4 separate regions of the Homo sapiens genome follow, and all the other regions are linked to region 4. The links are chromatin contacts, found by Hi-C or POLR2A ChIA-PET in ENCODE. All regions are on one chromosome and are shown on one strand. The core of a region is the stretch at or near the end of the contact, and the rest is flanking DNA. Distances in the headings are between cores, read along the strand shown.

Region 1 (2,700 bases), core at 84-2,583, 550 kb before region 4:
GGGAAGGCAGGATGGGGACCTCTGAGTCAGCTGGCAATGTGCTGTGTAACCTTGGGCAAGTCTCCGGCCATCTCTGGGCTTTGTGCTGGTACTGTACAGGCTGGGAGACTTGGGTTCTAGCAGGGCTGACTTCTCCATCAGACCCAAAATGCCCAGTGTCTCAGGCTCACAGTGCTTTTAGGGGTCCCTAGGTTGATGTTTTCACTTCTTTTAAAATCCAAAGGGAAAAAAATGAACTCTTGGGTTGAAGGAAACATTTTTGTGTATAATATTAATATATTTGTCTTTATGTCAATGTAGTTGTAAAATACAGTTTTGTTTTGTTTTGTTTTTGAGACAGAGTCTCTCTCTGTCACCCAGGCTGGAGTGCAGTGGCTCGATCTCCGCTCACTGCAACCTCCATCTCCTGGGTTCAAGCGATTCTCCTGCCTCAGCCTCCCGAGTAGCTGGGATTACAGGCATATGCCACCCCACCCAGCTAACTTTTGTATTTTTAGTAGAGACGGGGTTTTACCATGTTGCCCAGGCTGTTCTCGCACTCCTGGGCTCAAGCAATCCACCTGCCTCGGCCTCCCAAAGTGCTGGGATTCCAGGCATCAGCCACCACCTAAAATATAATTTTAAATTTCTTTTGTAGTGAAGGAAAGCGCTCATGAATGCAAAAATGTCTTCCCCTTTCTTTTCTTTTTTTTTTTTTTTTGAGATGGAGTCTCGCTCTGTCGCCAGGCTGGAGTGCAGTGGCGCAATCTCGGCTCACTGCAACCTCTGGCTCACTGCAACCTCCACCTCCCGGGTTCAAGTGATTCTCCTGCCTCAGCCTCCTGAGTAGCTGGGACTACAGGCATGGGCCACCACGCCCAGCTAATTTTTGTATTTTTAGTAGAGACGGGGTTTCACCGTGTTGGCCAGGATAGTGTCAACCTCTTGACCTCGTGATCCACCCACCTTGGCCTCTCAAAGTGCTGGGATTACAGGCGTGAGCCACCGCGCCTGGCCATGTCTTCCCCTTTCTGAGCGCATTTCCCTCTCTGAGCCTCAGTTTGCCCAGTCTGTGAAGTGGGTATCGGCCTACCTCAGGATGGCAAGATGTTGAATGCCTGGGCCAGGGTTGGTGCTCAGTTATTTCCCAATTGCCATGATTAATATTTGTTCGGTAAGAACAGCTCCAGGTTCAGGCCGGGGGGCTCCAGGTTCAAGCGCCTCTTGTTTACTCACCCATGGCCTGTGTGGTTCCAGGGAGGTCCCATGGGTGCTGATCGGGCGGGGGAGGAAAGGTGGCGGTTGGATGGTAGGCGGGGCGGGGTGAGCTTCCTGTCCCCCCCCCAACCCATGCACACAAGCCTCCAACTTGGTGCTGACGGAAGTGGCCTCGTGGCTGTCTCCTGGCGCCTGCCCCGTCAGACAGGGGCCCCATCCCACTCGCTACCCTGTCCGGTGAGTTTGAGCCCTGGCCAGTAGATACCCATCATCTCGCCTTGGCCCCCCTCAGGAACAGAGGGGAGGCCCCCCTGCCCGGAGCCTGGGTTTCAGGAGAAGTAGCAGGTGTCACTTCCTGGGCTGGCCAAAGCCTGCATGGGGCCACCCGTTGCCCTGCCCCCCGTCCCCCATTCCAGCTGTGAGTGGTGGTTTGGGTTAGGGGGGCGGCAAGGGGAGCTTGGAAACCCAGAGAGCCACGCGTGATGGTTTCAAACAGGAGGTCATTGGCAGACAGACCAGGGGCAAAATCACAGTCAGCCGGGACCAATGATTGATCTCTCTGTGCCTCGGTTTCCTTCATAAAGTTGGGGTTGCCTCTGAGGGCATGGCATGAAGATTGGATGAGCAGATGCGTGTGAATAGTTGGGTACAGGGTCGCACACATACTGGTGCTCCATGTGTATCTGTCTGCCAGAGGTGGGGTGAGGCAATCTAATTGAAACTGTGAAAACAGTAGTGAGATTCTTGGTTTCTGGGGAACTTGGGCTCCTTGGTTCCTGGGATCTTCTAGAACAATGTTGGCCATCCAATACAGCAGCCATCAGCCCCATGTAGCTACTGAGCCTTGGAAGAGAGGCTGGCACAGCTGAGGAGCTGGGCATATAATTGTATGTATGTATGTATGTATGTATGTATGTATTTAATTATTATTTTTTTAAGACAGAATCTCACTCTTTCAACCAGGTTGGAGTGCAGTGGGGCAATCTTGGCTCACTACAACCTCCGCCTCCCAGGTTCAAGTGATTCTCCTGCCTCATCCTCCCAAGTAGCTGGGACTACAGGTGTGTGCCACCACGCCCTGCTGATTTTTATATTTTTTGGTAGAGATGGGGTTTCACCATGTTGGCCAGGCAGGTCTCGAACTCCTGACCTCAAGTGATCCACCCACCTCGGCCTCCCAAAGTGCTGGGATTACAGGCGTGAGCCACTGCGCCCAGCCAATTGTATTTAATTTTACTTGGTTTAACATTAATACAAAAATTAATACAAAAATTAAGGCCAGGGGTTGTGGCTCATGGCTGTAATCCCAGCACTTTGGGGGTCCCAGGCAGGAGGATGGCTTGAGCTCAGGAGTTCGAGACTGGCCTGGGCCACACTAGTGAGACCTAGTCTCTACAAAAAAAAAAAAAAAAATTTATTTTTAATTAGTTAGACATGTAGTCCCAGCTACTCGGGTGGCTGAGATGGGAGGATCACTTGAGCCTGGGAAGTCGAGGCTGCCAT
Region 2 (2,700 bases), core at 87-2,586, 530 kb after region 4:
TGGGATTTCAGGAAAGAGCCACCTTGCCCAGGCTTCCTATGCCACCTTAATGGCAACAGAAACCCTAGGCTCAGAGAGGTTAAGTCACTTGTATAATTTCACACAGCTGGTAAGTGGTCAGGTCTAGAGTCCACCACAGACCATGTGCTTCCAGTTGTTTTGCTGTATACGTCCACTAAATAATAATCATAGCAAAAATAGTAATGGTATAATAACAGTGGCAGAGGCATCAGGAACAGCAGCAACCATCATTTCCAAGTGCCAGGCCCAGTACGTAAGACTATCCCCATTCATTTATTTTTACTTATTTTTGAGACAGGGTCTCGCTCTGTCACCCAGGCTGGAGTGCAGTGGTGCAATCTCGGCTTACTGCAGCCTCAACTTCCCAGGGTCAAGCGATCCTCCCACCTCAGCCTCCCTAGTAGCTGGGACTACAGGTGCGAACCACCACGCTTAGCTAATTTTTTTTTTTTTTTTTGAGACAGAGTCTCACTCTGTTGCCCAGGCTGGTGTGCAGTGGCACAATCTTGGCTCACTGCAACCTCCGCCTCCTGGGTTCAAGCGATTCTCCTGCCTCAGCCTCCTGAGTAGCTGGGACTACAGGCTCGTGCCACCACGCCTGGCTAATTTTTTGTATTTTTAGTGGAGACGGGGTTTCACCATGTTAGCCAGGATGGTCTCGATCTCCTGACGTCATGATCCACCCGCCTCGGCCTCCCAAAGTGCTGGGATTACAGGCGTGAGCCACCGCGCTCGGCCTAATTTTTATATTTTTTGTAGAGATGGAGTCTCACTCTGTCTCCCAGGCTGGTCTCGAACTCCTGAGTTCAAGCAGTTCTCCCGCCTCAGCCTCTGAGTGTTGGGATTACAGGTGTGACCACCGCGCCGAGCCCCACTCCCTTTTTAAACCAATGCACAGGGAGCATCTACTATGTGCGAGGCACCCTCCATTTTACAGATGGGGAAACTGAGTTCCAAGCAGCTTTTGCCAGGAGTGGGAGCGCACCGTCCCTGCCCAGTCTCTCCAGTTGGGCGTTCCGAGACCACCTATGTAGGGTATTCGGCTAGCGCTCAATTAAACCGAAACACCGTCGCAGCGACCACAGGTGCAGACCACCAAGTCCACACCGCCAGCCGCCCGGGCGTCCCCAATTAGCAGTTGGGGCGGGACCAAGTCCTCGAGCTGCCGCCGCAGCGGCGGTTGAAAGCCCCACCCCCTGCGCGTGCGCGGTGCGCGTCCCGTCTTCCTGCTGGGCACCAGGCGCCCGCGAAGAGCGCGCGCGCTTCCGCCGGCGTCGGGCTCGCGCACGCGCACGGCGACGGCGGCGGTGGCGGCAGTTCCTGCTCTAGGCTGCGAGCGGCTGGCGGCTTCGAGGGGAGCTGAGGCGCGGAGGGGCTCGGCGGCAGCGGCGGCGGCTCGGCACTGTTACCTCTCGGTCCGGCTGGCGCCGGGGCGCGCGGTTTGGTCCTTTCCGGGCGCGCGGGGGCGACAGCGGCAGCGACCCGAGGCCTGCGGCCTAGGCCTCAGCGCGGCGGCGGGCTCGAGTGCAGCGCGGAACCGGCCCGAGGGCCCTACCCGGAGGCACCATGAGCGTGGAGGCGTACGGGCCCAGCTCGCAGACTCTCACTTTCCTGGACACGGAGGAGGCCGAGCTGCTTGGCGCCGACACACAGGGCTCCGAGTTCGAGTTCACCGACTTTACTCTTCCTAGCCAGACGCAGACGCCCCCCGGCGGCCCCGGCGGCCCGGGCGGTGGCGGCGCGGGAGGCCCGGGCGGCGCGGGCGCGGGCGCTGCGGCGGGACAGCTCGACGCGCAGGTGAGCGGCACATGGCGGTGCCGGAAGCCCGGGCCCGGCCTCGGCGCCTGAGACCTGCCCCGAACTCGCCTCGGGCCCGGCCTGTGTTTGGCCGGAGTCCCCCATCGCGGCCGGGCCTGGGGCGATCTGCCCCGGGTCCCCTACTCTGGCTCGGCCTGAGCTTACCTGCCCCAGGTCCTGCAATCTGCCCGGGCCTGGCCTGATCTGCCCCGGGTCCCCCGCTCCGGCCGCGACCTGGCTGAGTTCCTTCGGCCCCCAACTCCTGGGCCGGGCAGACTTGCCTCGAGTCCTCCACTTCGTTCGGGACCGAGCTAACCTGACCCTGTTCCTTTACGCCAGCTGGGTTTGCTCCCCCTCCTGGGCCCGGGCTGACCTGCCTTGTGTCCCACAATCAGTCTGGCCTGGAGTAACCTGCCCCCTGACTTATCTGAGTTCTTCCATTCCATCCGGGCTAGGGTGACCTGCCCTGGTCCCTCTTTCGCAGGTCTCGGTATTCTGCCTCGAGTTCTCCTACGACCTGGGCCGGGTCTTGCTCAGGCCGGAGCTTGAGTGACTTCCCTCAGTCCCTTTCCGGGAGTATCCAGGGTGACCTGCCCTAATCCTGTCTCTGGCCTGGTCCGGGGGTCCTGCCCGGTCTCCCCATTGGTGGGTCTGGCCGCCTGTCCCACCTCCCATCTGTGGTCGCAGCCATCTGGGCACCCCACCTTTCACAGTCACGGAGCGTAGGTTCGACTTTCCCCATGCATAGGGGCGCTGGCCAGCGGAAGGTTGAGGCAGAGAAGAATTTTTGCCTCCCATGGAGGAGCACATATTGGCTGGCTATTAAGATCATTCAGGAAGCAGGTTGTATTTTGTTTTTTCTTGCATCGCCTGTTGCTGAAA
Region 3 (2,700 bases), core at 60-2,559, 610 kb after region 4:
TACTCGAGAGGCTGAGAAAGGAGAATTGCTTGAACCTGGGGGCGGAGGTTGCAGTGAGCCGAGATCACGCCACTGCACTCCAGCCTGGCAACAGCGCGAGTCTCCATCTCAAAAAAAAAAAAAAAAGAAAAGAAAAGAAAAGAAAAAAGAAAGATGTATGGGAACAGACACACAACTCTCCCTCCCAGATAAGCACAACGAAGAGACACAGAAGCAGTTCAAGCCTCTGATAAACTCTCCGACCCTGAATCCTTAAAAACTCTTAGTCTGTAAAAGAGTGTTACTCTGACCCAACTCCGCCAGAAGGCGCCTCTCAGGTTTGTTTTCTCTAAAATAAACCTGTCTTGACTGGCAAGCCACCTTTCGTGTTTCTTTCCTCTTTAATTCTTACAACTTTGTCACCCAGGCTGGAGTGCAGTGGCGCGATCTCGGTTCACTGCAACCTCGGCCTCCGGGTTGAAGCGATTCTCCTGTCTCAGCCTCCCGGTAGCTGAGATTACAAGTGCCCGCCACCACGCCCGGCTAATTTTTGGTAGACTCATGGTTTCTCCACGTTGCCCAAGCTGGTCTCGAACTCCTGGGCGCATGCGATCTGCCCGCCTCGGCCTCCCAAAGCGCCAGAATTACAGGCGTTTGAGCCACTGCGCTGGGAAACTGTGTTTATCATTCTGAGTCCAGCGGAATACAGTGCCCGTCCAAAAAAGTGCTCAATGAAGAATGAATGAATGAATGGGTAAGCTCTGGGAGAAATAACCAGGCTGGTTGGGCAGGGAAACGTCCTTCTCTGAACTTTAGGGTTCTCATCCGTAAAATGAGGATAAGCAACAGTCTCCATCTCACGGGAACTGAAGGTATGGCTGAACAAAATAGGCTTATTGTCACTACAGTGGCATAAACACCTCCCTTACTCAAAACACTTTCAAGGGCGCAGAGAGAACGCTGTACGAGTGAGCAGTACCGTAAACTGTTACTGCTCTGGGTTCTGTCACGGGACAGTGACTACTCCTCACTGAACTGTGGAAGAGGTGGCCCAAAAAACGCGAGAAGAAAAGAGAAAGTTTTTAGACGCAGAACGCGGCTCGCGGCCACCAGAAAGCGTCCTCCGCCTCCGCCCCCAGCGTCCCCGCGCCCCTGCGCGGCCGCACCTTCACCCGCTGCGCCTCGTTTATGCACTGCTGGTAGCTGCCGATGTAGAAGGCGTTCTTTACGTCGAACAGCTCGTCTACCTCCCCGGAGCCGCCGGAGGCCGGGCCGGGGGCCGGAGGCGCCATTTCGCTGTCTTCTCACCAGCTCCTCTTCCTGAAAGACACGTCAGCCGGAAGCAAGACACGGGCACGCTAGGAAATGTAGTTTACTTTTTCCGAGCGGCGGCGAAGTAAGCCAATGGGAAGCTCCACAATAATATGCAAGGGGGCGGAAGGCGTAAGTGCGTCACGGAGAGCATCTCGGGAATTGTAGTGTGTTTCTGCAAGCCAATGGGATCCGGGGAAACATGATAAGGATGCGGTCGAGGCTGGGAATAGGCTGAGGGAGCTGGAGAGGGTGGGACCACGCAGGAGGCAGATCCAATAAACAGGAAGATTTTTCTCGTGACGTCGTCGGCGCGCGCCGGAAGCGCGGATCACACGGGCCCCTACAAGGGGCCCCTACAAGCGGCCACAAGGATGGCAGGCTTCGCGGAGCTCGGGCTGTCATCGTGGCTCGTGGAACAATGTCGGCAGCTGGGTTTGAAGCAGCCCACGCCCGTGCAGCTCGGCTGCATCCCCGCCATCCTGGAGGGTGAGTATGGCCCAGGGCCTTCCCCAAGAGGCCTCTCCGCTCCTCTCGACTCCTTTCCCTTCTCGCAACCTTTGCTTATTCCGGTCCCACGAGGCGAGGGGCAACCTCGGGCGTTACAGGAGATCCGGGGTTCCGGAGGACGACTGGACAGTGTTGGCATTTAGGTTGCATGACTGACTCGCTTTGTGTTCGTACGCAAGTGATGTAATCTCTGAAATTTTCATAGTCTCAGCACAGGGAGGGTTTGATGGATGACTAGTCCGATAGTATCGCAAAATCCTGCAGACCTGGTACTGCTATCTTTATTTTACAAATAGAAGTTGAGGCTGTCAAAATTGCTGGTAGATCCAGGACTCCTTGGTCCTGTGATTGCTCCTCTAGGAGAAGGTCTTCTCTCTGCTCCTCTAGCCCAACCCAGTTTCGCCATTAAAGAGAGGCCCACAGGAAGCCTAAGATGTGATAAGTCAGGGATTAAATAAACAAATGAAGGGGTCAACAGGGAGCACAAGATGCATATGAGGGAAGGGAATTCTGGATTCCCCAAATTCACGTGCTCCTGGACGGAGTTAGAACGAGGTGGTAGGAAGCTGTGGGCATCTCGGGTCAAATGGATATGGGTTCCAGTCCAGCCTGCCACTCACTGGCAGTGTGTCCTGGGCAAGGTCTCTGAAACCCAGCTGTCCACACATGGAGGGTGTTGATGCTGCTTTGTCCCCAACCCAGGTCGAGACTGCTTGGGCTGTGCTAAGACAGGCAGTGGGAAGACAGCAGCGTTTGTCCTTCCCATCTTGCAGAAGCTGTCTGAGGATCCCTATGGCATCTTCTGCCTCGTCCTGACACCCACCAGGTAAGCCCCCAGCAGGCCTCCTGGGTATGGGTTAACCAGCTGTGCTCTCTTGGGCAAGCACCTTTCCCTCTCTG
Region 4 (2,700 bases), core at 75-2,574:
TCAAACTCCTGGCCTCAGGTGATCCGCCTGCCTCGACCTCCCAAAGTGTTGGAATTACAGTTGCCGCTGTGAGCCACAGCACCCAGCCGGCCTCCTCTTGCTCTGTGGAAAGGAGGTGCCACCTCGGGGTCCTGCACTTCCTGGGCAAGGCCAGCTGGTCAGCCTAGGCCCTGGCAGCCTCCTCCTCCCTGCCCTGAGGCCCCAGCACTGCCCCCTTCCTGCTTCCACCCCTGCTTCTGACTGTTCCAGAACCCTCTGTGGCTGCTTCTCATGTCACTCAGGGCCCACATCCTCCCCATTTCCTGCCCTTCTGTTTGCTCCTGTGTCCCCTGGGCACAGGGCCTTTGCACGGGACTGTCCTCCTGACCCCTGCTGGTCCAGAATGTTCTTTCCCAAGGTGGCTGGCTCCCTCGTCTCTCAGGCCCTTCCTGAATCTTCAGTGTCCTTCTCTCACCTTCCCTGACCACCTCTTCATTCACCTCCTCACGAGCCCGCCCTGTTTCTGGTTTCTTTTTCTTTTTTTTGAGAGTCTCGATCTGTCGCCCAGGCTGGAGTGCAGTGGCGCGATCTCAGCTCACTGCAACCTCCGCCTCCCAGGTTCAAGCGATTCTCCTGCCTCAGCCTTCTGAGTAGCTGGGATTACAGGTTTGTGCCATCACGTCCGGCTAATTTTTGTATTTTTAATAGAGATGGGGTTTCACCATGATGGCCAGGTTTTGAACTCCTTATCTCAGGTGATCCGCCCACTTCGGCCTCCCAAAGTGCTGGGGTTACAGGCATGAGCCACTGCGCCTGGCCTGGTTTCTTCTTTTTACAGCATTTATGCATTTGATATGCATATGCTTGTGGCTGGCTCACTCCTGTGGAAGGGAAGGATTGCCGGGGCTGTGTCACCAGCACCTGGGACAAGGCAAGTGGCCCTAGTGCCAGGCTCGTGCCAGGCCCTGGGCTCCAAAAGAAGAAGGTGGGGAGGGAGGTGACAGGGACACAGGCCATCTGGGGGTGGCTGTCAGAGTAGTGCTGGGAACAGCAGGTGAAGCCCAGAGGAGGAGAGGAGGAGGAGAGAGAGGAGGGGGATGGGGGATGGGAGTGGGGGATGAGTGGAGGAGGATGGAGGAGGAGGGGAATGGGGAGGAAGATGGGGAGTGAGAGGAGGGGGATGGGGGAGGAGAAGGAGAAGGAGGAGGAGGAGGAGGAGAGAGGGATGGCTTCCCACAGCTGCCTCTCGGGGGCCACTGCCCAAGGCCAGCCTCTGCACTTTTGTCCCTGAAGCGGGTGTTTGGCTCCAGGATGAGGTGGCGTCAGCAGCCGACCCGGGCCTGTCGCACTCTGGCGGGGGACTGTGGGCTGGCCCTGCAGAGCTCAGCCCCCGGCTGAGTCACAGCACAGCGCCAGGCGTGGGCCTCCCTAACAGAAAGCAAACTCCAGGCGAGAAGGTCTGGGGGCGGGTGGGGACCATCTACGATAAAGGCAGCCCCAGTTGGGTGAGGAGGGCACAGACCATCGGAGGGACAGAAAGACCTGGAAGCCTTGGATTTAGGAACTAGACTGGTGCTTTTGGTTTCTTTTCTTGTTGAGGGGGCTGAGGATGAGGCTTTGTGAAACCAACCAGGAAGAATGAAACACAGAGCTGGTCCGACACCCAGCTCGAGGGAGGGGGGCCGGAAGCTTCTGGAAGTTGGCTGCCCCTAAGCAGGGGCCACTCTAGCCCACAAGGCCAAGTTGGCAGAGGCAGACGAGGGGACTCTGCGGCTCAAGTCACGGGCCAGGAGCCCGCAGCTGCCGGGCTGGAAAGGTCAGAGCCGGCTCTGCGTCTGGCTGCGCCGGCAAGAAGCCACAATTACGCAGGCAAAAGAGCCCGGGGATTAGCCCCAGCACCTGGGACCCTGAATGGTGAGAAGGCACCTAGGGGGTGTTGGAACACATTCTGAGTTCAGAGCCTGGTCAGGGAGAAAAAACCAAACGGAGATCAGGAAGGGGAAGGGGCCTTCGAGGGCTTTCCCATCCCAACTTCCCAGGATGCCTGACCCCAGAGCTCCTGGATTTGATCCACGCCTCGTGACACACACAACCCCTGGGAGGAAGGAGCCCAGGCCCCTTGGAGAGCCCCAGAGGCCTCTAAGGGCCGGTGAGTCTAGGACATGGGGCAGGAGCTGCAAATGGGGCCTCCCTGCTCCCCACCCTTCCTTCCCTCCTCCTCTAAACATTGCCCCACCCACCTCGCCCTGTGAGCCCAGCCCCCTGCACGGCCCACACTGTAGGGGCATGGGGTGTGCCAAGAGATGCTCCTGTCGACCAGGCGCAGTGGCTCATGCCTGTAATCCCAGCACTTTGGGAGGCCAAGGCGGGAGGATCACTTGAGATCAGGAGTTCAAGACCAGCCTCGCCAACATGGTGGAACTGTGTCTGTACTAAAAATACAAAAATTAGCCGTCTGTGTTGGTGCACACCTGTAATCCCAGCTACTCAGGAGGCTAAGGCAAGAGAATCGCTTGAACACACGAGGCAGAGGTTGCAGTGAGCCAAGATTGTGCCACTGCACTCCAGCCTGGGCAACAGAGCGAGACTCCGTCTCAAAAAAAAAAAAAAAATGCTCTTGTCCAACAGGCAGGTGGGTGCCGTGGGCCGGTGCATCCCAAGGCTTCCAGGCCCGGGCCCCCAACTGCTGCCCCTGCCTGTGTTGAGGGGGCGGGTTTGTGA

What was found. Hi-C counts contacts between places; a loop is a spot of excess contacts on that map. ChIA-PET counts read pairs that join two places held with the same protein, here RNA polymerase II (POLR2A). Pooled maps may share reads with other maps.
Region 1: a loop to region 4 is called in a pooled map, with 6 times the contacts of the local background. The contact joins the promoter of FCHO1 here to the enhancer-like site in region 4. A Hi-C loop is called at or near these places in 2 of 37 single-sample maps with no recorded cell type and 7 of 50 pooled maps. POLR2A ChIA-PET finds 5 or more read pairs at or near these places in 2 of 52 experiments (both WTC11).
Region 2: a pooled map shows a loop between it and region 4 (5-fold over the local background). The contact joins the promoter of UPF1 here to the enhancer-like site in region 4. A Hi-C loop is called at or near these places in 2 of 50 pooled maps. POLR2A ChIA-PET finds 5 or more read pairs at or near these places in 3 of 52 experiments (BJ, HEK293 and HepG2).
Region 3: a pooled map shows a loop between it and region 4 (23-fold over the local background). The contact joins the promoter of COPE here to the enhancer-like site in region 4. A Hi-C loop is called at or near these places in 4 of 50 pooled maps. POLR2A ChIA-PET finds 5 or more read pairs at or near these places in 3 of 52 experiments (K562, OCI-LY7 and WTC11).

The regions. Positions count from the first base shown.
Region 1 is chr19:17,750,144-17,752,843 of GRCh38, forward strand. FCHO1 (FCH and mu domain containing endocytic adaptor 1) reads left to right here and starts at 1,334. Exons shown (of 29, transcript NM_015122.3): 1 at 1,334-1,434. FCHO1-AS1 (FCHO1 antisense RNA 1) reads right to left here and starts at 1,254. Exons shown (of 5, transcript XR_007067152.1): 1 at 1,073-1,254; 2 at 515-607.
Region 2 is chr19:18,830,623-18,833,322 of GRCh38, forward strand. It overlaps UPF1 (UPF1 RNA helicase and ATPase), which reads left to right and starts at 1,337. Exons shown (of 24, transcript NM_002911.4): 1 at 1,337-1,818. The coding sequence starts at 1,588. RefSeq lists silencers at 1,141-1,400, 1,521-1,620, 1,771-1,860, 1,871-1,950.
Region 3 is chr19:18,918,078-18,920,777 of GRCh38, forward strand. It overlaps COPE (coat protein complex I subunit epsilon), which reads right to left and starts at 1,310. Exons shown (of 10, transcript NM_007263.4): 1 at 1,146-1,310. The coding sequence starts at 1,271. DDX49 (DEAD-box helicase 49) reads left to right here and starts at 1,638. Exons shown (of 13, transcript NM_019070.5): 1 at 1,638-1,779; 2 at 2,503-2,626. The coding sequence starts at 1,665. RefSeq lists enhancers at 1-410, 1,313-1,912 and a silencer at 1,043-1,232.
Region 4 is chr19:18,303,332-18,306,031 of GRCh38, forward strand. No RefSeq gene overlaps it. Among named protein-coding and RNA genes, the nearest start is that of LSM4, 18 kb to the right of the region's middle. RefSeq lists enhancers at 1,368-1,747, 1,638-2,143. Within about 2 kb of position 1,325, at least 37 of the 41 ENCODE cell types and tissues checked have a DNase peak (open chromatin) inside an H3K27ac peak, as active enhancers do; they include OCI-LY7, where a contact is called at or near this core.